Linked DNA regions of Homo sapiens: region 1 is linked to region 2. Evidence: chromatin loops called from intact Hi-C (ENCODE). Cell type or tissue: B cell. All regions are shown on one strand. Links, peaks and the distances in the headings refer to the core of each region. The heading gives the core; the rest is flanking DNA.

Region 1 (16,140 bases), core at 540-8,539, 51 kb after region 2:
AACTGAACAGTGTCTCTGATAAGCCCAGGCCCTTCTATCGTAGACACTGACACTATGCACAGAAAATGACTCAAAAACGCTTCTAATGGGGGTGAATCTGATGCTTCAGTTTATTTAAGATGTACCAGAGGCCATCTAAGGAGATCCATAGCTTGCTAACTGAAGCTTATTGCTTTCTCTTCTTAGTTCCCATGCCAGGCTCTATGCCATTCCTTGCTTGTCATGTGAGATCACTGATTTCCTTTGGTTAGGTAGGATATGATTTCCTTACAGAGATCTGTCCTGACACCAAACAGCTATGATGAAATTCCTTGGTTATTTTCCCTTTTTGTGTACCTTATCATTACCGGAATGCTAAAGCTGTAGGAATAAAGTTTCCCTGGCTTCCCAAGAAATACAGTGTGACAGAAAAAGTATAGCCTAGGGACTTACTAGTTATGTGAACTTTGGTTCATTCCATCCTTACCTCATCTGTAAAAGGGAGATCATGATAGTATCTACTGCAAAGGGTTTTGTGTGATGATTCTCTCTCTTTCTCTCTCTCTCATACACACACACGCACACATTTATATAATGCTTAGAAAATGAACTCATAATAAGCAATTGACAAACATTAGCTATTATTATGTAGGCAAGTCAGATTTTAGAGTTTGTGAGCCTTAGACACATTTACAGAGAAGAAAGAGCAGCCCTCCTAACTTTCTGGTCCAGCGCCATATCCTCCACTTCCTCCCCATCCCCACATCCCTTGCCATTTATCAACCCCCTCTCTCCTCTAAATCTAAATACAGGCCCCCGTTTGATCCATATTGTCTAGGCCCTTCCTCTCCTCTCCACATGGCCCTTCCTTCAGCTCTGAGGGAAGCTGCAGAAGCCAGCCATGGTGCTGTCTACAAAGAAGGGGACACACGCCTCTTCCACCCGCTCATGCTGTTACTGCATCTGATCATCTCCGTGCCGTGTCCTTGTTCACTTAGCCTGTGTTGAGTGTTTGTCTCCATTTCCAAATGCAATAAAACATCTGGGAAAGACTAAGGTAGGTGTGGGCAGGAAGAAGGGAGGAAGTTAGACCCAGTGGCTTGAGTGCCCTCTGATGCCTCCTTATCCTCGGCTCCACACAAGCCCTCGCCAGTGTGAGCTCCACAGCCATCCACCTGGAGGAGGAGTACTCAAAACCAGGGTCAAATGCCTTGTACTCGGGGGTCTACCAGTAAGCCTGTGGCCAGCCTTCCACTTCATGAATCGTCACATTTACATGAGAGATGTGGAGGGAGAGGGGTCAGCCTCCTAGCTCCTGTCCTGTAGCAGTTAAGTCAAGTCAGGCCAGGCTGTGGTAACCAAGCCAGTACCTTCTTTAAAGAACAGTTGTTTCTCATTCATACAGAGTGTGTTGTAGGTGTGAGTGATTCCCTGGGGCAGCTGCTCTTCATGGTGACTCAGCTAATTAGACTGCTTTTCTACTGGGATTGTGCCATCTCAACACAAGGCTGTCTTGGTTGACTTGGTAGGGGAGGAGGAGAAGAGTCATGCACGAGGAGTTAAATTCTTTGACCAGGAACCTTTTGTTCACTTTCCATTGGTGAGAACGAGTCACACAGCTCCAGGAGAGTAGGAAGTCTAGTTTCTCGTTTTCCATGGGCCTAGGAATTAGAGGATGAACACTAGCGATGTCTTCCACGTCTTGCTCTCTTTTTCTTTACCTGTTATAATCTCCCATGGAGAAGAAATTATTTTTCTGATTGGTCTGATCCAGGCCTCTAACCAAGGGCATTTACTAAGGGTCATAGAACAGTAAAAGGTTGCACAATTGCATCTCACCTCTCTTTTCTGAATCCTGCTTAATTAAAACTTTAAAAACTCACTTACAGACCACTTCTTGCTCTTCTTAGTTATCAAATATATTTTCTTCCAACTCCTTTTTGACAGATCTTGCCTTGTTCTCAGCTGACTCCCTTGCAACCATCTAAATGGAACTTCCTCATTCCCCTTTATCCCCTGCTAATCGTCCTGTCTTTATTCTTTTATCTGAAGAAGTGTACCCTTCTTCCCCCAAGCCTTATGCTCTCTGTCTTAGTCCATTTGTGTTAGTGTAACAAGATACACGAGATAGGGTAATTTATGAAGAACAGAAATTTATTTCTCACAGTTCTGGAAGCTAGAAGTTCAAGGTCATGGCCCTGGAAGATTTGATGCCTTGGCCATCGACCTGAAAAAAGTCACTGAAGTGAACTTGTGGTTACCATGATACCCTGGGTTCATTCTTAACATGCACAGTATAGGCAAATCAGGGGCACATTTCATGCTGAAAGATGATGTGAAATGATGAGTAAACATTGCCCTTTAAATAATAATAACATAGATGGTGAATTACAATTTGCACTTTTGGTTTTATTTGCTTAAAGATAGTGTTTTACTGTCTAGGTTTTACTGAAAGAATACTTAACTAAACACTTGAGTCAAATCATTCCAGTGTAACAGTCCTCACAAGGAGGAAGGCAGAAGGGCAAAAGTGCCAAGCTATTGCCTCCAGCCCTTCTATTTTTATTGATTGACTGATTGATTGATTGAGACAGGGCCTCGTTCTGTTACCCATGCTGGAGTACAGTGGTGCATTCATGGTTCACTGCAACTTTGAACTTCTGGGCTCAAGTAGTCTTCCCACCTCAGCCTCCAAAGTAACTAAGACCACAGGTGCATGCCACCATGTTTATTTCTTTAATTTTTTAAATTTTATTTGGACATGGGGGTCTCACTATGTTTTCCAGGCAGGTCTCTAACTCCTAGCCTCAAGCAATCTTCCTCCTCAGCCTCCCAAAGTGCTGGGATTACAGGCATGAGCCATCATCCCTGCTCTCTCTAGCCCTTTTTAAAGTCTCTAATCCCATTCAGGAGGCCTCTGCATTCATGACTTAATCACCTCCTAAAGGGCCCACCTTTTGATACTATCACATTGGTGATTAAATTGCAACACTTGAATTTTGAGTGACATTCAGACCACAGCATTTTGGAGAAAATGTCCCCTTTCTTCTCTTTTTTCTCTTCAGTTTCTCCTTTCTACAGATACCTTGCACTTCACTTGCAACCTTGTTGAAGTCTCTCCTGTCTTAAAAGTTTCTTTTCCCAAAACACCAGAACTCATTCCTTCTGTCTAACTGTAACTTTGTACTTGTTACCAACCTCTACCCATTTCTACCCCTGACTCCCCAGCCTCTGGTAACTCCTAACGTACTCTTTACTTCGATGAGGTCAACTTTTTTAGATTCCACATATGAGTGAAATCACGTAATATAGTCCTTCTGTTCTTGGCTTATTTCACTTAACATAGAGCCCTCCAGGTTCACCCATGTTGTTGAAAATGACAGGATTTCATGCTTTTTTATGGCGGAATAGTATTCCATCATGTATATATATCACATACTAATTACCCTGATTTGATCAATACACAATGTATAGGTGTGTTGGAACATCATGCTGTACCCCATAAATATGTACAATTATTACGTGTCAATTTAAAAAACCCAAGAAAAGTATTTTTTCTTAGTGTTGTTTTTTTCTAAAGTGTATCCCATTTTTTCCTTTGTTTTCACTTTCAAAATTCTTGAAAGACTGTTTTAATCTGCGGCCTTTGTTTTCTTGTTTCCAATTCATTCTTTTGAAATATGGCTTCTACCTTTAACACTCTGCTGTCCTCTTGAAGGTTATTGGTGCCCTACTAACCATAAAACACAATAATGCTCTCTTAGATTGTATCCTGGTGAGCCTTTTTGCAAAATTTTATTCTTTGAGAATTCTCTTTCCATGTTTTCTTTTCTTTTCTTTTTTTGTGGTCATTTTGGCTTATAGGAAATCGTACTCTCCAAATGTTCTCTATGTCTTCTATTTCTTCTCTGATAATCCCTTTACTAAATCTTCTTGAGGCATATGCTTCAGAATGCTTAATTTACATACTCTTAATTCCTTCTTAATTTACACACTGCCTGTCGGCAATGTCAACACCCAATAAGAAGGGAGACCTATTGGTCAGAACAGGCCAGGGAATAGAAGAATACATAATAAACAGTCTGCCTAGTTCTTCTAGGGCCCCATAATATGTCAAACATATATTTTTACTTCTTCTCCCAGCCCATTTTTAGTATACCTAAATTACTGTCAGTGATTCTGCAGGCAAACAATGGTTGAGTTGTATGACACAACTTTGTGAAAGTATCCTACCCAGTACCTGATGATGCAAAACTCTTCTATCTTGATTGGTTGTCAATCTGAGGAGTTTCCAATCCTGGGGAAGCCAGAAAAACAGCGATTTATACTCTTAATGGGTACTTTCTGACTGAATTTTATGAGCTCATTCTGAAGAGGCTGACGATTTTACTATCTCATTTTTTTCCTTTCTCCAGAATGGGTTCTGGGTGGGTCCCCTGGGTGGTGGCTCTGCTAGTGAATCTGACCCGACTGGATTCCTCCATGACTCAAGGCACAGACTCTCCAGGTAAGAACAGAGCAATTGTTTTTTTCCAGTGTGTATGCAAGAATTGGCATGGGGGAGTGATGCCTTTCTTTGTAAGTCCAGGCCACAGACCAGACTGGAAGTGGCTTTTGGTTTCAAAGAACAGTGTTCTTCCCTTTGGCAGAAAGGTACGCCTTGCCTCTTTACATGGGATGGACTTCATATACCAGAGCCACCTATTCAAGGGGTAGGGAGGCAGGAAGAGGGAAACATTGTGTCTTGTTTAGGATCCTTATTGTGTGTATCAACCTCAGTCAGTGCCTGGGCGTGTTGAAGGCCTTGGCTTGGGTTCGAGCCTGCTGGGAGAAACAACCTGCAGTAGGCTGGGTCACAGAGGCAATCTGTGATTTTTTGGTCAGGACACGGAAACAAATCTCAGTTGGGGTATATGTGGACAAATGAAACTGGAAACAAAGGTTGCTCCTTCTGTCATTTATTAAGCCACTATTATATTGTCAGAATTGTACTAAACAGTTTTGAGAAGTAAGAGAAGTTGAATAGAATACATTGTCCTTGTCCTCCGGCTACCAGGTACAAGTTACTTGTCACTGTTATTTTTCTAGCACAGGTGACAGAATATGCAGCCATGAAGCAATGTGAGATGAAAGCACATATTAATGAGCAGAAACAGGATGTAATGTGCTAAGAACAGAATCCCCTTTGCATGTTAGTTTCATTAAATACAAAAGAGGAACAAACCTGGCCAGGAGAGATCATTATTCTCAGAGAATAGAAACCGCCCTGAGTTTATAATGTCCATTAAACAATACAACTGAAAAAAAAATCAGCACAGATGTTAAATGATGATGAAAAATTCAGATTTCCCCCCTGGTTTAGACTACTAGAGGAAATAGAGAAGAGTATACATGCTGAGAAATTACAGGCTGGAACTTCATCTGAAATTAGCTACTGAGTGAGGGATAAGTGGGGTTCACCCAGGAAGGTCATTCTTATGGCTCAGTTCAGAGTTGGAGGAGGCTTCTGAACTTAGAAAGGAAAGTAAATTACAACCCAACATTAATAGCAATTATCTTTCAAGTCTTGACTTAGATGCAATGTCTTCAGGACGTCCTTCCTGACTTACCTACATTATTAACTCCATTTGAATTTCCTTTTTATTGTAGTTGTTGTTCTTAAGTGCATAGGATTGGTTTAATTTTACCCAATGAGTTCACAGCACATTGTAATTATTGGCAGTAGTGCAAGACTCTCTCGTCTCTTCTCTTGCCTCCGTTCTCATTCTCTCCCCTCCCTAGAGAATCCATTCTAAACGTGTCTGGTAAGTCTCTAAGTATGAGAGTGGCTTTTAGAAATATGTAGCATTATTGCTCTTTATGTGTTTTTAAAATTTAATAAATGTCATTCTCTGTTGAATCCCATTCTGTTTCTTTTCTCACTTGACACTGTGCTTTTTGAGCATACTGAGGTCAAAGGCCTCCTCTTAGATCCATGTGGTCTGACGTAATTTACCAGGCATGGGTTTTCCCAGAGGAGGGGGCTGGTTCATGGTTTTGGTTTTGGTTTTCCAGAAGATTTTGTGATTCAGGCAAAGGCTGACTGTTACTTCACCAACGGGACAGAAAAGGTGCAGTTTGTGGTCAGATTCATCTTTAACTTGGAGGAGTATGTACGTTTCGACAGTGATGTGGGGATGTTTGTGGCATTGACCAAGCTGGGGCAGCCAGATGCTGAGCAGTGGAACAGCCGGCTGGATCTCTTGGAGAGGAGCAGACAGGCCGTGGATGGGGTCTGTAGACACAACTACAGGCTGGGCGCACCCTTCACTGTGGGGAGAAAAGGTGAGCTGGAAGCTGAGGTCTGGCGGGGCTCAGGAATGTCCCCCATGTGAACCTGGCCATGGCTCTTCTTTCTTACAAGCAATTTTCTGCTTTAGGATAAATGGTTGTCTGTGTAGATGTTCTGGCCCCAGCTGTGATATATTATCCTCACAAGTCAGCCACTGTGATCTTGGTCTCAGACCCCCAAGGTTCTCAGGGACTTCGAGGGCTATTGTGCCCTCAAAGAGAAGCAGTAATTGTGGGAGTACCTCAGAAAGTCTAAATCCTCCTGACAGGCATTGACATACCCTGTTACTGATCTTGGGGGCTGAGACTTGCCTATACTTTGTGTTCACTTGGGTGATCTGGGAAAGAGATTAGACATAGTGATAGTCCCTAAAGAATCTCCTGTCCCAGCTTGGTGGTTTTCTTTCACGGTGTCTCATTTTTCCTCCCTTCCTAGTGCAACCAGAGGTGACAGTGTACCCAGAGAGGACCCCACTCCTGCACCAGCATAATCTGCTGCACTGCTCTGTGACAGGCTTCTATCCAGGGGATATCAAGATCAAGTGGTTCCTGAATGGGCAGGAGGAGAGAGCTGGGGTCATGTCCACTGGCCCTATCAGGAATGGAGACTGGACCTTTCAGACTGTGGTGATGCTAGAAATGACTCCTGAACTTGGACATGTCTACACCTGCCTTGTCGATCACTCCAGCCTGCTGAGCCCTGTTTCTGTGGAGTGGAGTGAGAATTAGTTTCTAGTACTCTCTGGGCCTGACTCAGGACTATACTGACTCAATACAGAGCCTGTGTCACTTCTGCGTTTATCTTGGTCACAACATGAATTATTCTTTCCCTTGATCTGGGACAGTCACAGAAACCAGAGTCCTTGGGTTAGGGTGGGAGAAAACATGGCAGATATCTATCCTCATATCTTCCAAGAAATGAGGAGATCTAATCACCTCATTATGTGCTTCCAACCCTATGAACTGGTGTCCTCTAATTCTTTGGTCTTAGTATTTAGGAGGCATTCTTATGGGCTGTGAGAATCTGTAACCGATGGGGGGTAACTCCATGGGTGCCAACTTTGGTTTCGAAGAACCTTTTCTAAATTTATTTATTTTTCTCTAGCTAGCATTGGATTTGGTGTCTAGTACAGATTCTGGGATTCCAAGAAAGTGCTTTAAATATTGGGATATTTTTACTAATTTAAAGACCTGTTTCCCATAGGAGCTCAGTCTGAATATTCTTGGAGAAAGATGCTGAGTGGCATTGCAGCCTTCCTACTTGGGCTAATCTTCCTTCTGGTGGGAATCGTCATCCAGCTAAGGGCTCAGAAAGGTAATGAGCCTGTGAGGAGTGCCCTGCCACCTGTCCCAGACCTTCCCCACTCCCACCTTCCCTAACGTCAATGATCTGAGGCAAGGAAAGCTGATTGTGCCTCTCAGGGATCACCGGGATAATTTTTTTCTGAAGCTAGAAATGGGATAAGCAGAGAGAGTGCTGACCTTGCCAGCCATTTGTTCTTCCCTCGGGATAATCATATTGGGTCCTAATTGGGGCAATCCATTCTTTTCTCGATTTCTTTCCAGGATATGTGAGGACGCAGATGTCTGGTAATGAGGTAATGTCTCTTTTTCCTTGTCTTTGAGTGGCAGATCATTCTCCCGGTTCTTTGGCCAGAGGGAGATGACATGGGGGTAGGGAGGAGTAAGGTTGCTGCTGTCTGGATGGGACTGTCCCCTGAGTCTCTGGAACGGCTGTGGGGGGTGGTGAGGCTGCCTCCTGAGACCTTCATCACTGTGCCTCCAGGTCTCAAGAGCTGTTCTGCTCCCTCAGTCATGCTAAGGTCCTCACTGAAGCTTCTCTCTCTGGAGCCTGAAGTAGTGATGAGTAGTCTGGGCCCTGGGTGAGGTAAAGGACATTCATGAGGTCAATGTTCTGGGAATAACTCTCTTCCCTGATCCTTGGAGGAGCCCGAACTGATTCTGGAGCTCTGTGTTCTGAGATCATGCATCTCCCACCCATCTGCCCTTCTCCCTTCTACGTGTACATCATTAATCCCCATTGCCAAGGGCATTGTCCAGAAACTCCCCTGAGACCTTACTCCTTCCAGCCCCAAATCATTTACTTTTCTGTGGTCCAGCCCTACTCCTATAAGTCATGATCTCCAAAGCTTTCTGTCTTCCAACTGCAGTCTCCACAGTCTTCAGAAGACAAATGCTCAGGTAGTCACTGTTTCCTTTTCACTGTTTTTAAAAACCTTTTATTGTCAAATAAAATGGAGATACAAAAAATGTACATTTTAGTGAATTATTTAAGAAAAACCCCTGTAATCAAGTCAAGGAACAGGACTTTGCCAGCTCCAGCGGAAGTCTCTGTACGTCAGGCCAATCAAAGCCTCTCCTTCCCCTCGAAAGTGACCATATCCTGATTTTATTGTAACCTCTTTCATGTCTTTGTAGTCTAGTCCCCCAGGTATGTGTTCCTGGACGCCACAGCTTAGTTGTCTTTTACGTCTCTCATACTTCACTGGTTTCTCCCCCATCAGCCTTTTTTTCCCCCTTATGATTAATCTGTTGAAAAGCTCAATCCATTTGACCTGTAGAGTTTCCCACACTCTGGATTTTGCTGGCTGCGTACACATGGTGCAGTGTAACACATCCTCTGCCTTCTGTGCCTCCCGCAAATTGGCATCTGGATGCAGAGGCTGGATCAGACTCTGGTTCAATCTTTTCCTTTGGAAAATCTATACGTGGTGTTGTGGCCTTTCACCATGAGAGACATAATTTCCAGCTGTTTCTTTTTGTGATGTTAGCAACCATTGATACTAATTGCTTAGGTCTGTTAATTTATTGGGGATTGCTAAATGGTGGTATTCTGTCATTTTTTCTTCATTTATATGCTTTATTAATGCTACAAAGAGACAGTTCCCTTCATTTACTAGTGAAGAGACACTTCCCTCCACTTACTAGTGGGCTACTTAGTGGTACAGTGGAAAGGCAGGATCAGTGTTTGACTCTCCTTTTATTTACCAGTTTTCAAGTTAGCAAATTGGTTTCCTACTATTAATAAAACCTACAGATGGCCAATCAGGTTTTACTTTTCATTCTTTAAATAATTATAAACAGAAGGATTTAAATGTTTGATAGGTTTTACTCTATTGCAATTTTTATGCTTGTTAAAGCTTATATCCTACATTTTTGGTGAGTGAAAACTTCTTCAAGTGGCTAAAAATGAAACTGAGTTCTTTTGACGCAAATTTCTTTTGATAATTTCTTTGTTATCTGGGATGACAACATGTTTCTGGTTCATCTTGTTCATTTCTTGGCCAGACCTGGAGGTAGCCATTTTTCCAGAAATCCCTGGTTTAGTTTAGTGGGAAATGACATTTAAGACTATAATCCAGCGTTAGGGTGTTTTGTCCCACTGAACCCGCTGCTGGAGTCACCTCAAAAGTGGCGTCAAGGGAGTTACCACAAGGAAGTTCCTGAAACCATTCTGAGATGGTGTGGGTTAGGATTCAAAGAAAGAAGCACTAAATGCCAGGGTGATCAGTCCAAAACATTTGTTTAGGGAATTTACCTACAGAGGGCTTCAGGAGTCCTTGCAGACAGCAAGAGAAAAGGGATGTTCTGCCTAGGTATGTCTGCAGCGAGGGGGTCAGGGTATGGAGCTTATATGAAGGTTTAAGGAACCTGGCTCAGGGCTGGGACAAAGTTTCAGTGTTTAGAGAAACAACCTAGATACGTTTATCAGTGCCTGGGAGTGTTCAAGGCCTTGGCTTGGGTTCGAGCCTGCTGGGAAAAACCTGCAGCTGGCTGGGTCACAGAGGCATTCTGTGATTTTTCGGTCAGGACATGGAAAGAAAGCAGGGAGAGGGGCAGTGGGGGAGCCTAAATAGATAGGAATGGTCATTGTGTCCAGCCTGTTCAATGGCAATAAAACATTTATACATGTATACATTTAAAAAAATCAGTCATCCAGGCACGGTGGCTCACGCCTGTAATCCCAGCACTTTGAGAGGCCGAGGCGGGCGAATCACGAGGTCAAGAGATTGAGACCATCCTGGGCAACACGGTGAAACCCCGTCTCTACTAAAAATACAAAAATTAGCTGGGTGTGGTGGCACGCGCCTGTAGTCCCAGCTACTCGGGAGGCTGAGGCAAGAGAAGCGCTTGAACTTGGGAGGTGGAGGTTACAGTGAGCCAAGATTGTACCACTGCACTGCGGCCTGGTGACAGAGCAATACTCCATCTTAAAAAAAAATCAGTCTTCTCTATATTACTTCTGCATCTCCTTTCTTTTATACCAAGAACTCTGGTTTTCAAGGACACAGGGACAGACACAATTAGAATGTCCATACTTATTTGCTTTTCCTGAGTTAACATAGACAGCAGTCTAAGGATAATAACACTCATACACAACCACCAAAATGGCTACTGAAAACGGTTGAAATTCTTTTTACCTACATTCTCCCTATTACCTGTGTTCTCCCTTTTTACCTATGTTCTCCCCCGCTTTCTAGTTGAACTATGTCTATATTAGTTGATCCTGTACCATTGCATAGACTACTTGCTCCCTTGTTAGTCTTAGTTCTGTGAGTAGAGATATGTTTAATGCTCACCATCATTCCTTATGTTGATATCCCTGTCATGTGGTGGTTTTCAAGGTGTGGTCCATGGATTCCTGGGGGTCCCTGGGACCCTTCAAGGGGCCTATGAAGTCAAGCTATTTTTGTACTAATACTAAGATGTTATTTGCCTTTTTCACTGTATTATTTACATATTGGTACAGAAATCTATGGTGGTCACGTGAAACTGTTAGTGCCTGAGCACAAATCAAGGTGGTGACACCAAGCTGTACAGGTAGGTCATGTTCTTCACTGCCATAAGCTTACAGTAAAAAAAAAAAAAAAAAAAAAAGCAAAAGCCAGTGACCTTGATGAAGCAATAAAATCATTAGTTTACTAAATTTTAAACCTCAAGCACACATCTGTTTAATAGTCAGTGTAAGAACATAGGCAGCATTTCTGGTGCATACTGATGGAAAGGCAGTTGTCCTGTGGAAAAGCCATTATGTAATTGCATGAGTTGTGAGTGAAGTTAAACATTTTTTTTTTAGTGGGTCATCATTTTCCTTGAAAGAATGACTGAAAGGCACACTGTGATTATTCAGACTTGGGTATTTGGTAGAAATTTTCTCAAAAATAAACAAAATGAGCCTATCCCATCAAAGAAAATAATATTGACAGTGGAAATTGGAATTTCAAGAGAAAATTAAAATTTTGGAAAACTTACGTGTGCCACAGCTTCTCACTACTTAAAGATGTTTCTGATGAGATTGGTGGTGATATTAACAAATATGGCTTAAAAAATATTGTTTAATAAAATATGTCAACATTTTAAAAATCTGCGTAAACCCATGAATCAATAATTTACAAATAATCAATGCATGATATTGCAAAGTCATGCATAAAGATCCATTTAAAGATAGACTAGTGAATTTTAACACAACAGAATATGAAAAGTTAATATATAAGGTTTCAGATTCCACACTGCAACTAACCTTTAAGAATCTGCCATTTCTTGAGTTTTGGTGTCTTATCAAGGAAGAACAGTTACGATAGCTGAAATGGTTATGGAAACTTTCCTTCTTTTCCCAACTGTGTATAAGAGTGAGGCCAGATTTTCCTCTTGTGCTTTAGCCAAAACAACATATTGTTACAGCTTGAATGTAGAAGAATATATAACCAAGCTAGCTTTATTAAGCCAGACATTAAAGAGATTTTTACAAATGTAAAATAATTCCTTTTTTTTCACTATTTTTTTGTGCTGGAGAAGACAGCTATTTTCCATAAAAGTGTGTTGTTTATGTTAACATGTAATGGGTTTGTTATTGTTATTTAATAACAAATAAATTAATATAAATGTCACTTTACATAACCCATGTAAACTAAAGCTTCTTGGTGTTCTCAACAATTTTATGAATAAAAAGGGATCCTGATATCAAAAGAATTATAAGCTACTGATGTAGTCATCATGATTGTTTGAAACTATTTCTCCTAGGTGCCTCAGGAAGACTTAGGAAAGTGTCTTAGTTTGTATGAGCTGCTATAACCAACTACCAGAGACTGGATGGCTTAAAAACAGCAGAAATGTATTTTTCACAGTTCTGGAGGCTGGAGGTCTGAGATCAGTGTGTCAGCCTGGTAGGGTTCTGGTGAAGGCCTGCTGGCAGCATCTTCTCACTAAGACCTCATGTGGCAGAAGGAAAGGGAGCTATCTGGAATCTCCCTTATAAGGGCCCTAATGCCATTCATAAGGGCTGCACCCTCATGACCTAATCACCTTCCAAAGGCGTCACCTCCTGGTACTGTCACCTTGGGCGTTACGATTTCATCATATGAATTTTGGGACGGCATATACAGTCCACACCAGGAAGTTCTTGCACTTCATAGTCGAAAGTCAGTTTTGTGGCTATAAAAATCTTGGTTCCATTTTCCGCTCTTGAGTATCTTAAAAAGTTACTACATTTTCACATAACTGCTATCAAAAAGTCTGATGATAATCTAATTATTAATAAGTCATTGCTACTTTTGCTGAGTATCCAGATGGTATTTTCTTTTTCTTTAGTATCCACAAGTTTTATTGGAATGTATCTTGGTTGGGGGGAGGGCAAGATCGCTGACTAGATGCAGCCAGGTGAAACAGTTCTCAATGAGGAACCCAGATGACTGGCGTGCTCCTAACAGATGTTCAGACAGAAGGCACCTAGAGTGGACAGAGGGAAGACACAGAAGCTGGACTGAAGTGGGAGAAAGCTGGGAGCCCTACATGGGGCTACAGCACATCCAGACTCATTCCTGTCCTCCAATGGCTCCAGGAAAATGGGTGAGTTGAACTGGCAAGGAACAACCCACTGTCACTATGACCTCTGCAACCATGGCAGGAGGAGACCCATTGACCACCATGGACACTTGAGTTGGCAGGAAGAGCTGCTTAGAGAAGCCGTAGGGGTGGCAAGCCAGCGGGTGTGGAGCCTAGAGGATTCAGTGCAGGAGCATCTGCAGTGGAGCATGGCCAGGGATGGCCATTTCCCTAGGCTCAACTTACTCCCATAGGAGACATTAGCCCTAGGGAAACTGTTGGTCCTGAAATCTGTAGGGTGGTCTTGCCCATCAGATGAGTCTGGTTCTACCTGAGCAACCGTTGGTCTTCTGGCCTCTCCTGGGGCCCTGGCCTGGCCACATCTGCTTGCAAAGCAGCCTCAGGTGCTCTGTGGGCCTGCACCATAGCTTCTACACTGGCAGACCATGACTGACCAGTAAGTGGAGAGCTCCAACGAGGAGGCCCCTATGACCAGGCACCAGCCTGCATGCTCCCTCCCCACACTGCAGCTTCCTCTGGGCCCACAGCAACTCCCCACATCATTTTGCTGGTACATGTCTGCTGGGTGGGTTTTGTTTTCCTTGCCTCACCAGCATATAGGAGTGTAATTCACCCCCCACCAATTCCCTCCTGACAGCCATTGCAGACAGAGCCTTGGTGGGCACAGAGCCAGCCAGCCCCACTCCCTCCATCATCCCACCCTGTGCTAACACTGTGCAGAGAACAGCTGATCCTCCCCCACCCTGAGTGACCACTCCTGCACAGAAAAGGCACGCAGACCTGCACCTGCCAATGCCTTGCCCCTAAGCCAACACCACTTCCTGTGTGACCACACACACAGTTGCCAGCAGGGGACCCCCTTCCTTTCCTGCAGTTGCATTGCCTCTGCCACTGTGGTGGATGCCTGCAGGGAGGTGGGCACCCCGGCACCTGCTAGTACTCTGCTGCAGCTTCAACTACCACTGCTGCTGGTACACTCAAACAAGGACAGATCCTCCTGTCACTGTACTATGAAACACTTTGGCTGACACCACTCATTGGAGTGTAGTGACCAGTGGTCTGGGAGCACTTCGGACTGCACCACTCCTGCCACCTCCCCCACCCCCCGCCCATCACAGCGGATTCCTAATTCTGAGGAAACAGAGAACAAAGTCAGGGCCCCGTACAAGTCCCAAAGAATTACAGCATGCAGTCCAGGAGTTGGGAGTGGAATACTGGCCAAATAAAATTGTCCAGAAATGAAGTCAGTTGGCTGAATCCACCTTATACCACAATCAAACCCTCAAAGTCATCAAATAGGATAAATAGGATAAATAAAAAAGGTTGGATGATCTTTGCTGTCCAAAGGTCAGCAGTCTCAAAGATTAAAGGAAAATAAGCCCACAAAGATGAGAAAGAATCAGGCAAGAACCTTGACAACTCAAAAAGCCAGAGTGTCTTCTGTTCTCCAAACGACCACATCACCTCTCGAGCAAGGATTCTGAACTGGGCTGAGATGGCTGAAATGACAGATATGTAATTCAGAATAAGGATAGAAATGAAGATCATTGAGCTACAGAAGTACATTGAAACCCAATCCAAGGTAGCTAAAAATTATGATAAAACAATGCAGGAGCTGATAGATAAAATAGCCAGTATAGATAAGGACATAACCAATTTGATAGAGCTGAAAAACACACTATAAGAATTTCATAATGCAATCACAACTATTAATAGCAGAACTGACCCAGTGGAAAAAAGAATCTCCACACTTCAAGACTGGCTTTCTGAAATAAGATAGTCAGACAAGAATAGAGAAAAAAGAATGAAAAGGAAGGAACAAAACTTCTGAAAAATATGAGATTATGTAAACAGACCAAATCTATGACTCATTGGTGTTCCTGAGAGAGATGGGGAGAATGAAACCAACTTGGAAAACATATTTCAGGGTATCATCCATGAGAATCTCCCCAACCTAGCTGGAGAGGCCAACATTAAAATACAGGAAATGCAGAGAACCCCAGTAAGATACTTCACAAGAAGATCATTCCAAAGGCACATAATTATCAGATTCTCCAAGGTTGAAATGAAAGAAAAACAGTTGGCAGCTAGAGAGAAAGGCCAGGTCACCTACAATGAAAAGTCCATCAGACTAACAGTGGACCTGTCAGAAGAATCTCTACAAGCCAGAAGAGACTGGGGCCAACATTTATTATTCTTAAAGAAAATAATTTCAACCCAGAATTTCATATCTGGCCAAACTAATCTTCAAAAGTGAAGGAGAAATAAGAACCTTTTCAGAGAAGGAAATGCTGAGGGAATTTCATTACCACTAGACTTGTCTTACAAGAGCTCCTGAAGGAAGCACTAAATATGGAAAGGAAAGACTTACTAGCCACTACAAAAACACACTGAAGTACACAGACCAGTGACACTATAAAGCAACCACATAAACAAGTCTGCAAAATAACCAGCTAACATCATGATGACAGGATGAAATCCACACATATCAATACTAATCTTAAATGTAAATGGGCTAGTGCCCCAATTAAAAGGCACAGAGTGGTAATCTGGATAAAGAACCAAGGCCTATTAGTATGCTGTCTTCAAAAGACTCATGTGTGTCATGCAGTGACACACATAGGATCAAAATAAACAGATGGAGAAAAATCTACCAAGCAAATGGAAAACAGAAAAAAGCAGGGGTTGCAATACTAGTTTCAGACAAAACAGACTTTAAACCAACAAAGATCAAAAAAGATGAAGAAGGGCATTACATAATGGTAAATGGTTCAATTCGACAAAAGATCTAAGTATTCTAAAAATATATACCTCCAAAAGAGGAGCACCCAGATTCATAAAGCAAGTTCTTAACGACCTTCAAAGAGACTTAGACTCCCACACAATGATAGTGGGAGACTTTGACACCACATTGACAATGTTAGACAGATCATCAAGACAGAAAATTAACAAAGATACCCAGGACCT
Region 2 (14,231 bases), core at 5,301-13,300:
AACTAATTTTCTGGTTTTTAGAAAGTAGATGATGATTTCAGAGGAGTAAGACATGCCAAACAGCGTGCTCGGTAGGATTTTAGGTAGTCAAATGCAGCTGAGAAAAAGTATTTTCAAGTCATAAGTTGCTAATTGATATGCTATGAACTAGTCAAAATAGGAACCATATGATTCATGTTAGATTTTCCTCTAGAGATGGATCTGAATGTTCAGTTCCAGCCAAGGTAGATTTTACTTTCAACTTTTTAATCAATATCACTTTCTGTGCTTAATCTCTTTGGTGTTACCTTGTCCATTTTCATTTGTCTAAAATTCTGCAGGGATGACTACAATTTGGCATAATGGTATAAATGAATTGTTAAGGGTAACTTTAAGTTGAAGATTAAAGCAAGATGCCATTTTCCCCATGTCTTTCATTTTGTTTACATTTTTTCCCTTTAAGTTAGTATACACTACACATACTACAATAAAATATAATAATATGAAAAAAGAATATTTTAGATATTCTAGTCCCTTTGCCTTTCCATGTAAATTTTAGAGTAATCCTACCTATAATTAACAAATCTTGCAAAGATTTTGATTGGAATTGTGTTAAACTTGTATATTGGTTTGGGGAGAATTGACATATTTACTATATTGAATCTTCCAATCCATGAACAGTATTTCTCTCCACATAGATAGAGACTGAATAGATCTTCTTTGATATCGTTCACCAGCATTACATAGTTTTTAGCTTGCAAGTCTTGCATGTTTTGTTAGATTTACACATAAGTGTTTCATGTATTTGAGTAATTGTAAATAATATATTTATATTTTTGGGCCAGGCGCGGTGGCTCACGCCTGTAATCCCAGCACTTTGGGAGGCCAAGGTGGGCGGATCACAAGGTCAGGAGATCGAGACCATCCTGGCTAACACGGTGAAACCCCGTCTCTACTAAAAATACAAAAAATTAGCCGGGCATGGTGGTAGGCGTCTGTAGTCCCAGCTACTCCGGAGGCAGGAGAATGGCGTGAACCCCGGAGGCGGAGCTTGTGGTGAGCCGAGATCGTGCCACTGCACTCCAGCCTGGGCGACAGAGTGAGACTCCGTCTCAAAAAAAAAAAAAAAAAAAGAAAAAAAAAAAATATATATATATGTATCATTTGTTCATTGTGAGTATGTAGAAATACAATTGATACTGGTTTATCCTGTATTCTGTTAATTTGCTGAAATCACATATCTAGAAGTTTTTCTGTAGCTTCCTTGTGATTTTCTACATAGACAATCATGTCACTTACAAATGGGAGCTGTTTATTTCTTACTTCACAATCTGTATGCCTTTAATCTCCTTTTTCATGCCTATTGCACTGTCTAGAACTTCCAACACTGTGAATAAGAGTGGTGAGAGTGGACATTCTTGCCTTGTTCCTGATTTTAGGTAGAAACTATTCAGTCTTTCAGAATCAAGTATGTTCACCATAGGATTTTTGTAGACGATCTTTATCAAGTAAAGAAAGATCTCCTCTACTCCTATATTTCTGAGATTAAAAAAAAATAATGAATGGGTGTTAAAGTGGGTTAAATACTTTTTCTTCATCAATTGATATGAACAAGTAAATTTTCCTCTTCAGCCTATAATATGATGGATTACATTAATTAATTGTGAATATCCAACCAGCTTTGCATCCCTGGGATAACTCTCACGTGGTCATTGTATATAATTCTTTTTATATGTTGGTAAATTCCACTTGCTAATATTTTGTTAAAGATTGCTGCATCATGAGGAATATTAGTCTACAGTTTTCTTTTCTTCCCATTGTCATTGTTTGGTTTTGGTATTGAGGTAATTCTAGCTTTATAAAATAAACTGGGAAATGCTTCCTCTGCTTCTATTTTCTGGAAGAGATTAATTGGTGTTAATTCTTCTTTAAATCTTTGGTAGAATTCTTCATTGAAACTATTTGTTCCTAAATATTTCCTTTTGTGAGTTTTTAAATTATGAATTCAATTTCCTCAATAGGTGTAGACATTTTTGAATTATTTTATATTTAGTGAGTTGTGGCACTTTATATTTTTTGAGAAAATGATCCATTTAATTTAAGTGTCAAATTTATGTGTGTAGAATTGTTCATAGTATTCTTTTGTTATCCTTTTGATGTCTGTAGAATCTTTGATGATATCCCATTTCATTTCTGATGTTGGTAGCTTCTATCTTCTGTCGTCTTTTTTTCTGAGTCTTGCTAGTGGTTTGCCAATTTTATTAATCTTTCAAAGAGCCAGCTCTTTGCTTCATTGATTTTTTTTTGCTTTTGTTTTTCTGTTTTCAGTTTCATTGTTCTGCTTGCTTTTTATTTTGTTATTCTTTTACTAGATTCTTGAGGTGAGAGTTTAGATTATTGGTTTGAGACTTTTCCTCTTTTCCAATGTATGCAGTTAGTGCTTTAAATTTACTTCTCAAATGCAAATCAAAACCACAATGAAATGCCATCTCACGCCAGTCAGAATGGTGATTATTAAAACTCAAGAAACAACAGATGCTGACAAGGTTGTGGAGAAATAGAAATGCTTTTACATTGTTGATGGAATGTAAATTAGTTCAACCATTGTGGAAGACAGTGTGGCAATTCCTCAAAGATCTAGAACCAGAAATACCATTTGACCCAGCAATCCCATTACTGAGTATATACCCAAAGGAATACAAATCATTCTATTATAAAGATACATGCACTTGTATGTTCATTGCAGTACTATTCACAATAGCAAAGACATGGAATCAACCCAACTGCCCATCAATGACAGACTGGATAAGGAAAATGTACATATGCACCATGGAATACTATACAGCCATAAAAAGGAATGAGATCCTGTTATTTGCAGAGACATGGATGAAGCTGGAAGCCATTATCCTCATCAAACTAATGCAGGAACAGAAAACCAAACACCACATGTTCTCACTTATAAGTGGGAGCTGAACAATGAGAACACAAGGACACAGGGAGGGGAAAAACACACACTGGGGTCTGTCTGGGGCGAGGTTGGAGGGAGGGAGAGCATCAGGAAAAATAGCTAATGCATGCTTGTCTTAATACCTAGGTGATGGGTTGATATGTGCAGCAAACCACCATGGCACATGTTTACCTATGTAACAAACCTGCACATCCTGTACATGTATCCTGGAACTTAAATTTACCTCTTATAACTACTATAACTGTATCCCACAAATTCTGATATGGCATATTTTCATTTTTGTTTAGTTGTGTTTATTGTGTGTATTTTTAAAAAATTTCCTTGAGACTTCCTCCTTGACCCATGTATTTCTAAGTGTGTTGTTTTGTCTCCAAATGTTTAGATATTTTCCTGTTGTTGATTTCTGGTTTGGTTCCATTGTGGTAGGAGAACACTTTCTTTATGATTTTATTTAAAAAATTTGTTGGTCTTTTATTGTCTTAGATATGGTCTATCTTGGCATATATTCTGTGGGCACTTAAAAAAATGTTATTCTGGCTGGGTGCAGTGGCTCATGCCTGCAATCCCAGCACTTTGGGAGGCTGAGGTGGGTGGATCACCTGAGGTCAGGAGTTTGAGACCAGCCTGATCAACATGGTGAAACCTCATCTATACAAAAAATAAATAAATAAATAAATAAATAAATAAATAAATAAAAAATTAGCCAGGCATGGTGGTGTGTGCCTGTAATCTCAGCTACTCAGGAGGCTGAGGCAGGAGAATTGCTTGAACCTGGGAGGCAGAGGTTGCAATGAGCCGAGATTGTGCCATTGTACTCCAGTGTGGGCAATAAGAGTGAAACTCCATCTCAAAAAAAAAAAAAAAAAAAGTGTATTCTGCCATGGAATACTATGCAGCCATAAAAATAATGAGATCACGTCTTTTGCAGGGACATGGATGGAGCTGGAGGCCATTATCCTTAGCAAACTATTGCAGGTACAGAAAACCAAATACTGCATGTTCTCATAAGTGGGGGCTAAATGATGGACACATGGACACAAAGAGGAAAAACACATACTGGGGCCTATTGGAGGGTGGAGGTTGGGAGGAGGCAGAGGGTCAGGAAAAATAACTAATGGGTACTAGACTTAATTCCTGGATGATGAAATAATCTGTACAACAAACCTCCATGACACTGTTTACCTATGTAACAGACCTGCACATGTACCCCTGAACTTAAAATAAAAGGAAAAAAAAGAAAAAAGAAAAAGGAAAATCTCGTGGAATCTACTAAAAGCAACGAAAAAGAAAATAATGTATCTTCTGTTGTTGGGTGGTGTGTTCTATAAATGTTGATTAGATCTTATGGTTTGATGTTGTTTATTCTTCTATGTTTTTTCTCAATTTTTGTCTATTTGTTTAATCAATTGTTGAGAGAAAACTATTGAAGTCTTCAACTATCATTGTTGACTTGCCTATTTTCTTTTCAGTTCTATCAGTTTTTGCTTTACATAATTTGCAGCCCTGTTGTTTGGTGCATACATATTTAAGATTGCTATGTCTTTTTGGTAGATTTACCCTTTTATTATTACATAGTGTTCCTATCCATTTCTAGTAATTTTCTTTGTTCTAAGTTTATTTGATATTAATATAGCCTCCCTTTATTATTTTTTGTCTGATATATGTTTTTCTATCCTTTAACTTATAAACCGCCTATATCATTATATTTGAAGTGAGTTTATCATAAACAGCAAATAATTGAGTCTTTTTTTTTTTTTTTTTGAGACGGAGTCTCGCTCTGTTGCCCAGGCTGGAGTGCAGCGGTGTGAAGTGGTGTGATCTCAGCTCACTGCAACCTCCACCTCCCGGGTTCAAGAGATTCTCCTGCTTCAGCCTCCCGAGTAGCTGGGGCTACAGGCTTGTGCCACCACAGCTGGCTAATTTTTGTACCTTTAGTAAAGATGGAGTTTCACCATGTTAGCCAGGATGGTCATCTCCTGACCTTGTGATCCACCTGCCTTGGCCTCCCAAAGTGTTGGGATTACAGGCGTGAGCCACCGCACCTGACAGAGTCATATTTTTAAATCTATTCTGCCAAGCTCTGTCTCTTAAAATTGATGTATTTAGGCGATTTATATTTCCTATAATATTGTTATGTCCAGGCTTAAGTCTGACATTTTATTTTCTGTTTTCTGTTTGTTCTCTCTGTTTTTCATTTCTTTGTTTTCTTTTTCATTGCTTCCTAAATAATTTTAAAATTCCATTTTAATTTATCTATAGCTGTGTGTGTGTATGTGTGTGTACCTCTTTGGATAGCTCTTTTAGTGGTTGTTCTAGGTATTACATTATATTTATGTAACTTATTTATTGTCATTAATTACCAGTCTGAGTGATGTGTAGAAATTTCTTCTCTCTTTGTTTACCCTCCCTCATTTATAATTGCCTGTAATATTTTCTCTATATACATTTATAACCATATGATACAGTATTATACGTTTTTCTTCAATCCTATAATTTAAATAACTCAAGAGAAGAAGTAAAGTCCATTTTTTAACCCATATTTTTTCTTGCCATGTTCTTTCTTCCTTCCTGATGTTCCAACTGTCCTCAATTTAACTTTTTGTTTTTTTAGGGTAGACCTGTTAGTGACAAATTCTGTTAGTTTTCCCTCATCTCTGTATGTCTTAATTTCCCTGGATATTTTTGCTGATATAGTGTTCTAAGTTGATATTTTTTTTTCCTTTCAGCACTGGAAAAAGGTGGTGACCTCCTTCGGGCTTACACAGTTTCTGATGAAAATTTTGCTCTGTCATTTTTTTCACCTGTTAGATGTCATTTATCTCACTGCTTTCAAGATTCTTTTTATCTTTAATTTTTAGTTAATTACTATGATTTTGGTGTGGCTTTCTTTGGGTTTGTCCTATTTGGGGTTCACTCACCTTCTTAAATCACTAGGTTTATGTCTTCTGCCAAATTTGGGAAGTTTTCAACCATATTTATTTGATAATTTTTTTCAGCTTCACTCTCTTTTTCCTCTCATTTTGGGACTCTGAGTACATGAACATTAAATCTTTTGTTATAGCCCCATGGGTCCCTGAGGCTTTGTCCATTTTTTCCAGTGTATTTTCTTTCTTTCTTTTGTTCAGATTAAGTGATTGCTATTGCTGTGTCTTCAAGGTAGCTAATTCTTTCCTCTGTTCTCTCCTTCTGCTGCTGAGCTTATTTACTGGGCTTTTTATTTTGGCTATTGCACTTTTCAGTTCTAAAATTTCCACGTTTTCTTCCGTATATATCCTATTTTTATGCTGAAACATCCTATTTTTTTCTTTTCTGCTCTTTTCTTCTTCTTTCTTTTTTTAAACCACTGAACTGGACATCCTATTTTTTTCATTCTTTTAAGTGTTAATTGCTCATCAAAGCATTTTAATAATGGTGGCTTTAAAATCTTCATCAGGCTTTTCTTTCCGTTTTGGCATCTATTTTATTGTCTTTTAAAAATTCAATTTGAGATATTCCTGGTTCCTGATATGACAAATAATTTCCAATTGAAACTTGGACATTTCAGGCATTATGTTATAAGGCTATTGGTCTTATTTAAACTGTTTTAGCTGGCTTCTTTTAACACCTCTCCAGCAGGTAGGCAGGTGAGCTTCATGACGCCAGGTAGGGGTAGGAGTCCAGGCTTCTCACTCTGCCTTCATTGACACCTCAGATAGGTCCCCATTATTACTGAGTGGGGACAGAAATTCTGGCTCCCTATTAGGTGCCCACTAATACCTCCCTGGTTGGTTGGGAGAGGAGTGCCACTTACTATCCCTCACATGACCTTTATTGACACCAAGATGGGACAGTGGAGTGGAGGAGTGAGTGGTAGGTATCAGGGAGTGGTTGCTGGATTAACTCTGGGTGGTGATGAAAATCCTGACTCTCCATTAGGCATTGTCTGACATCACCCTAGAGGAGAGGGGAAGAGATGCTTCATTACTGTTGGGTGAGGAATGGAAGTCTAGGTTTCCATTGACATTTCAGGGGCTTGGGGAAAGGAGTACATTTTCACCAAGAGGGCATGACCATCCTGACTCCCTATTCACTTTCTCTGACACCATCCTGGTGTGTGTGCATGTGTGTGTTGAAGTGTTGGGTTCCTTATGACAGCCTGGTGAGGGTGAAAGTCTAGGCTCCTCATTTGACCTTAGCTGGTGGGGGTGGAGTCGCAGTTTTTTCTGTGGTGTTTGGCTGGCCCCATTACCCAAGATGGAGTGTAGTGGTGCGATCATAGCTCACTGTAACCTCGAACTCCTGGGCTCAAGTGATCCTCCTGCCTCAGCCTTCAGAGTATCTAGGACTATGACACATCGAACTATGCCTGACTAATTTTATTATTATTATTCATAGAGACAGGGTCTCATTATGTTGCCCAGGGCTGGTCTTGAACTCCTGGCCTCAAGCGATCCTCCTGCCTGGCCTCCTTCCCAAAATTACTTTAAATGATATAATAGCTGACAGCTTGAATAGGTCCTCTTTATTTTGTTGGAGGCAGAGTGTTAGAAGTGACCTAACAAAAAGGATTTGTTTCTTGTCACTAGACTCATTCACTGTGTCAATGAGTGTGTCAGTGGTTTGTGGGAAGCAAACTTAAATGAAAATGTATATTTTTAATTAAATGTTATGAGATGCTTTTTTTAAACTATTGGCTCTTGTGAATTTCAGAAAAATATTGCAAGTCATTTGACTTAGCTACTTAGCTTGCACTCTATGTAAAAATTTTAGAATTTTACCTCTTTGAAAAACTCCTAATATCAATAGTGATATTGTTGTTTTGCAGCCTCAAATGATTTTGTTACTTTGGACTAATTTTCACTGAGCTAGTTAATAAGTGACTTTTTATTGTCTAAAAAATTCTTAAGTGTATCATAGAGAGAAAGATTATTGGGTCACTAAGTGGCTTTCTATATATATACCTTTGTCCATATTTAATTTTTGCAAAACTCAAATTAAGGTGGTAAACTTAGTGTGGATATACATTCATGTATTGTATTGATAAGATTAACTACGTTTTAAAACTAAAGTGGAAAGTTTTAAACAAAATTGTCATTCAACTATATATGTATTTCTGTAAAACACACACGTAATGATGAATTCGAATTAATAAGCAAAAAAGGAGAGGATTTGTAATTTAAAATTGATCTTGGAATATACACTCTACACTTAAGACAGAGAAAAAACTTTTTCTTTCCCTTTAGCATAATCTGCCCAGCTAGCGGTGGTTTCTTATCAGAATGCTCTCACTTAATACCTTGATAACTTTTAGTGCTTTGTGCTGATAGCATCAAGTTTTTAAATTATTTTAAAAACAAACAACAACAAAAAACCATTTGCTTCTGAAACACCTAAAGTTTCTTATAATTGTTACCTTCTTTATGTTTATTTTCAAATGTTTTATTGTCACTCTGGTTATTGAGATATCAAAGTTATAACAATTGCTCACTCTCAGGTACCTATGCACTTAAGTGACCAGTTTCTCTGAAAATTCTTTTTTGTTGTTGCCTTCTTCCAACCTCATACCCTGAATTCAGAATACTAACACTGTCAAGCTATTTTTCACGCCCCCAAATCTTTGTTTTTTCTCACTAGACAGCCACTACCCATTTGGCCACTAGGTGGCGCAAAAGGCTTAATTTTTCACCTTCCTCCGCCTACTGTGAAGGAAGCTAAAAGTAATTAGATGTGTTTGGCATGATTTTTATATTTTAAATTAACGCTGTACTATCAAAAGAACTACCTGTGTCTCAAACCCACAATGTGGTAAAAGCTGACAAATAAAAAACAGTAGCTCAATTTTCTAGATTAATTTTGTCCAGGTTAAAAATATTATTGATATATGTTTTAGTGACCACATAGGTTTCAGTAAGGGTAAAAGGATGCTCTTGTTCGTACTCCAAGTCTGGCATGGTGACTGTCAATACATTCATTTTGAAGAAGATTTTGCTTCTGGGTTTAGCCCTAAAACAGGCCAAATAGAGACGATAAAATGAGTGGAACTGAATTAGAGCATTTCTGAAAAGTTTTATTTGGTTAATTCTGCCCCTTAAGGTCAGAAATTGTGTAGGAAAAGTGTTTCAAAATTATAAATAAGGCAAAATTGTACGTGCTTGATTATTTTATATCACACTTGAACCTTTGCTCATAATTCTGCCTGATCAAAACCAGAGTGTTTCAGGGATTGTAATTTGCCTAAGACGAACCCGGCCAGCCCTGTGCGATTAGAGGTTAATCAGCAGAGAGCTGATAAGGGATGCTGGCTTTCTCTTTTTCTCCGGTAAAGAAGATAACACCAAGGTTATGATTTTATTGCCCTCTAGCACGTTAGCCATTTTGAATCTCTAGCCTAGAAATTATTTCCTCACAGAGAGATACAGCTCTGTTTTTCAAATACTCTTTGGATCAAGGCTCTTGTATTCTTGCTGGTTCCCTCTTTGAGTTTGATAAAACTTTGAAAAGTCTACCAAAGAAATTTCTCTCAGAACTAGACTTTAGAGAGGAAATGCTGGAACTACGGATGAGAGGCACATGTATGTACAGGGTCAGACCACGCAGAGAGCAGGTCTGATGAGCCACACCACTGCTGCTGCCCCATGGCTTCTAGACGCTGCTGTTGGTTCTGTTGTTAGGACCTGGAGGTTGCTGCAGCCACCACTGAAGACACCTCCTAAACCACTTCTGTTTCAGGAACTTCACTTAAAAAAAAAAAAAAAAAAGGAAAAAACCCACCGCTTCCCCAAAAGACAGTTGCTTCTTCTGTCACCTTTGCCAGAGAAATAAATACAGTAAAAGGTGCTCTGCAACCCCCACACCCTGGTTCCTCCTGTGGCCCCTTTGTAACTGAAGTCTTAGGTGGATGAATTTAATTGGTGGAACTTAGGTGCTCTAGCTTCAAAGAAGGCTAGGGGAAGTGAGCTTTCTGGTTTCCACTTTAGGGAGGCAGGACTCAAAAGGTAGGGGAAATTTCACAGTACTCTAAAGGTGTTCAAATCCCATGGGCAGCCAGTAAACATCACAGGTGTGAGGTGCTGGGTGGAGTGGCTGCCGTGAATATGTGTTTTGGTTCATGGACTACATCAGTGGCTCTTAAAGTCCAGTAATTCACAGATTCATGAGAGATAATAAAATGATTATTTTTGTTTTAAGCCATTAAGTTTGGAGTTGGTGTGCTGCCCAGCAATAGATAATGGAAACATACAGTATGTATTTCTGCAAGTCTGGCTTCTTCACTTAATATTGTTTCTATGAGATTCGTCCATGTTGTTACATTTTCAGTAGTTGATGAAGTTTCATTGTTTACATAGTACTGTGTTGCACGAATAGACTACGTTTTGTTTATCCATTTACTGTTGAAGAACCATTTTGTTAAACAATTTGAGAGTAATCTGTGGAAATTATGCCACTTGACCCCTAAATATTTTGTCATGTATAATTTAAGAATAAGGACATTTCTCCTGCAAAACCCTAATACTGTCATCACCCCCAAGATACTTAAAATTGATACCATATTATCAAACACACAATCCATATTAAAAAATCCCCTATTGTCCCAGTAACACCTTATAGTAAATGTCTGTTATTTTAAGCGGGTGTCATTCATTACATGGCAATAGGTAACTAATACGGTGAGTCTGCTTCTTCCAGCAAGGACCCTCAGGGGGTGCGGTGATTCATAGTTCTCACTCAGACTTCTCTGTGTCTGCTCATATGTCCCTATTTCATATCTCAGGGTCCGGTCTATCCCAACCAGGGGTCTTGCCTTATCACAACAGCTGCTGTTGGATGATGCAACAAACATTTCTACAACTTCATAACCTTTATCATAAGCCCCCGGGCTTGACCCTCAGCCATATCTGTGCTGGGTTGCAGGAGAAAAGATAGCCTTTAAAACTGCTATAGAGGCATTTACAGTTTTTCATTCATGTCTTGAGTTTGGATTAAAGGCTTTTAATTTGTCTTTTTTTCCTTTGTATGCTCTTGAGGGCAGTCTGACGCAGCCAGTCTCTGAAGGTTGGCACAAAAGCCTCCATCGAGTCACCCAGCTTTTGCCTGGTACCTATCCTAACCTAAAACCTTGCCACATGTTACCTTGGCGAAAGGCCAGTGCCACACTTCAGTGATGATTCGGCTGTCCTACTTGGTTAGAACCGAGTTCACTTCCTTCCTCAACACTCCTGCCACATTGATCTGGAAGTTTCACCTTGAGCCAAGTGATAGTTAATTTTATGTGTTAACTTGGCTAGGCTATGGTTTCTAGACATTTGAATACCAGTCTAGATATTGCAGTGAAGGTATTTTTTAGATGAGATTTACATTTAAATCAATAGATTTTGGGTAAAGCAGATTACCCTCCATAATGTAAGTGGCCCTTCCAATCAGTTGAAGGTCTTAGGGGCAAAGACTGAGGTCCTCCAAGGAAGAGGGAATTCTGCCTCTGGACCACCTTCAGACTCAAGCCGCAACATCAGCTCTTCCTGGGTCTCCAGCCTACCTGCAGATTTCGACCGTGCCAGCTCCCACAGTAGTATGAGCCAATTACTTAAAATAAATCTCTCTCTGCCAACATCCTATTGGTTCTGCTTCTCTGGAGAATCCCGACTCATACAAGCCACTTTCTATAGAAGGCTGTTTCTTCGAGAAATCCACCCTCTTCTATGTCAACAGAGTTTAGAATCTCCATACTTTATCTCTTCATTTTTGAGAACATAAATTCTGTATTACACATACTTATACTATACTATATATGAAACTTTCATAAACATTGCTGGGCAAAGTTGAATATTGCTGAACCAATTTCCGATGCTTCTGAATAAGTTCAATGGAGTTAAAACATTTTTCTTCTTACATGGTATGTCCAGTGCCCCAGAGCCAGCAGAGTTAAGAACTTGGTAAGGAAGACCAAAGATAATCCATATATTCTAGTTTGTTATATAATATAAAACATGTTTATTAGATTCTAAAAGACATAAAAAGAAAATAATACATGTGTATCAGTGAGAGAGGTGCAAATTAGGAAGAGAACTAAGGATTATTCTTAATTCCTGCCTTCCTTTCTAAATCCCAATCCTCAATTGAACTCTTTAATTATATTTCCTGTTTATTTTATTGAATGGAAAAAATGGAAAATTATCTAACATTTGTCATGGAAATATAGGAGAAATTACTCTCAGAGATATGATGTTATTTAAGTCATTGACATATTGTTAACCTCAGATGCAAATGGTGGAATTAATAATATTCCTCAGTTCATGGTACATAGTCACTGTTGGTCTAGTGCTAGTTTGTAGTTGTATTTGTATTTTTTATTTTTTAGAAATACGGTCTTCCTTTGTCACCCAGGCTGGAGTGCAGTGGTGTGATCACAGCTCACAGTAAGCTCAAACTCCTGGGCTCAAGCAATCTTCCTGCCTTGGCCTCCCAAGTAGGTAGGACTACAGGTGCATGCCACCATGCCAGCTAATTAAAATGTTTTAAATTTATTTTTGGTAAATGGGGTCTTGTTATGTTGCCCATAGGCTTTAGTGCTATGATAAGCTAGTAATTATAGTGAACATTCTTGTCTTGGATACCCAAGGTTTTTCCGTTATGTATACTAGTGGTTACAGATTTTTTGGATTATAACCTTTGCCAAAATAGGAAAGTTTTGATTCCTGCTTCCTTAACTGTTTTTCAAAAATCACAAATGGATATACTTTACCAAATGTCTTTTATTAATAGACTGAGCAAAGGAAATGACTTTTCTATGAATATGGTAAATTATAGCAACAATATGTTTTATTATATTGAACCACCCTAGTATTCCAAGGATTCCCTATTTGATCTTGATGTATCATTATTAGCATAATCATTATTATTATTGTTATTATTATACATATTTTTAGAGACAGGGCCTTGCTCTGTTGCACAGGCCGAAATGCAGTGGTGCAATCATAGCTTACTGCAGCCTCAAACTCCTGGGCTCAAATGATCTTCCTGCCTCAGCCTCCCTAGTAGCTGAGACTACAGGTGCTCACCATCACACCTGGCTAATTTTTTAATTTTTTGTAGAGACAGGATCTCACAGGATCTCAGTATGTTGACAATGCTGGTCTTGAACTCCTGGCCTCAGGCGATCCTCCCACCTCGGCCTCCCAGTATTATTATTTGTAATATTGTTGAATTCGGTTCATAAATAATTATTTTTTTCTCCCATCTGTGTTCAAGGTGAAATGGGTCTATTATTTTTTTTTCCTTGAGTTTTCCACAACTCAATTTGGAGTCAAGATTACACTCGGCTGATAAAATTAGCTAATCAGGTTTAGTTTTTTTCTGTTTTCTGGAAAAAGTATATAATATAGAAGTTTCATGTTCCTTGAATGTTTGATAGAACTCATCTGTGAAACCATCTGGGCATTTTCAAAAATATATTTTTTTATTAGATGCCATTGATAACTTTAAAAATTGCTTTAATACTCATTGGTATAGTCAAGTTTTGTATTTCTTTTTGTGCTAATTTTGATAGATTAAATGTTTCTAGGAATTTGCTTATCTCACCTAGGTTTTCAAATTTATTAGCATATACTTGTTCATAACACTCTATGCTTTATATCTGTGTCATATCTGTAGCTGTTCCCCCTTTTTCATTATGTATTTGTTTATTCATTTTTTCTCCCTTTATCCATAATCGGCCTTGTTGTAACTCTGAATATCTTACAAATATTTTTAAGTAAGCAGCTTTTGGAATCAAAAGTATGTTAATTTTCACTACCTAGTTTTTTGTTCTCTATTTCTGTTTCATTGCTTTCTATTCTTATCTTTATAACTCCTTTTCTTCGTATTTCTTTAGGTTTGCTCAACTTCTCTTTTTCCAAATTTTTGAGTAGAATTTCTAGGTCCTTTATTTTAACTTTTCTTGTTCTAATAAATGTATTTGAAATTATAATATTATTTTATATGTATATTTTATGTGTAACATTTTTAACACCTGGTTCTAAAAGAGTTAATTTTCTTTATAACTGCTGTTTATTTATTTGACACAGGGTCCCACTCTATTGCTGAGGCTGGAGTGCAGTGACGCAATCATGCCTCACTGCAGCCTCCATCTTCTGGACTCCAGCGATGCTCCCATCCACGACTGCCTTTTAAATCCATGTTACTGATAAATATATTTGTTCACTTACAATTTTAAGTATATTTTAGTTATCAAGTTCTAATTTTATTACAGTATGGTTGCAGAATATAGTTTCTTTCTTTCTTTTTCTTTTTTTTTTTTTTTTTTTTTAAG

The links. A loop is a pair of places that touch in the nucleus more often than their neighbours do. Peaks named below come from ENCODE experiments on the same cell type or tissue, not always from the same donor. Only the 100,000 strongest peaks of a DNase experiment are listed, where the experiment ranks them.
Region 1: it touches region 2 in a loop (4-fold over the local background); 51 of 110 quality-filtered maps call a loop at or near these places.

Annotation. Positions count from the first base shown.
Region 1 is chr6:32,805,207-32,821,346 of GRCh38, reverse strand. It overlaps HLA-DOB (major histocompatibility complex, class II, DO beta), which reads left to right and starts at 4,345. Exons shown (of 6, transcript NM_002120.4): 1 at 4,345-4,486; 2 at 6,034-6,303; 3 at 6,746-7,027; 4 at 7,514-7,624; 5 at 7,876-7,907; 6 at 8,096-8,584. The coding sequence starts at 4,396. The coding sequence ends at 8,131. In B cell, for the core only: no CTCF peak of the experiment used is centred there; DNase peaks (open chromatin) are centred at 4,276, 5,176 and 6,151; H3K4me3 peaks cover 3,554 bases; H3K27ac peaks cover 7,036 bases.
Region 2 is chr6:32,862,732-32,876,962 of GRCh38, reverse strand. It overlaps the pseudogene PPP1R2P1. Among named protein-coding and RNA genes, the nearest start is that of PSMB9, 16 kb to the right of the region's middle. In B cell, for the core only: CTCF peaks have their summits at 8,377 and 8,581 (motif pointing right); DNase peaks (open chromatin) are centred at 8,592 and 9,712; H3K4me3 peaks cover 884 bases; H3K27ac peaks cover 3,080 bases.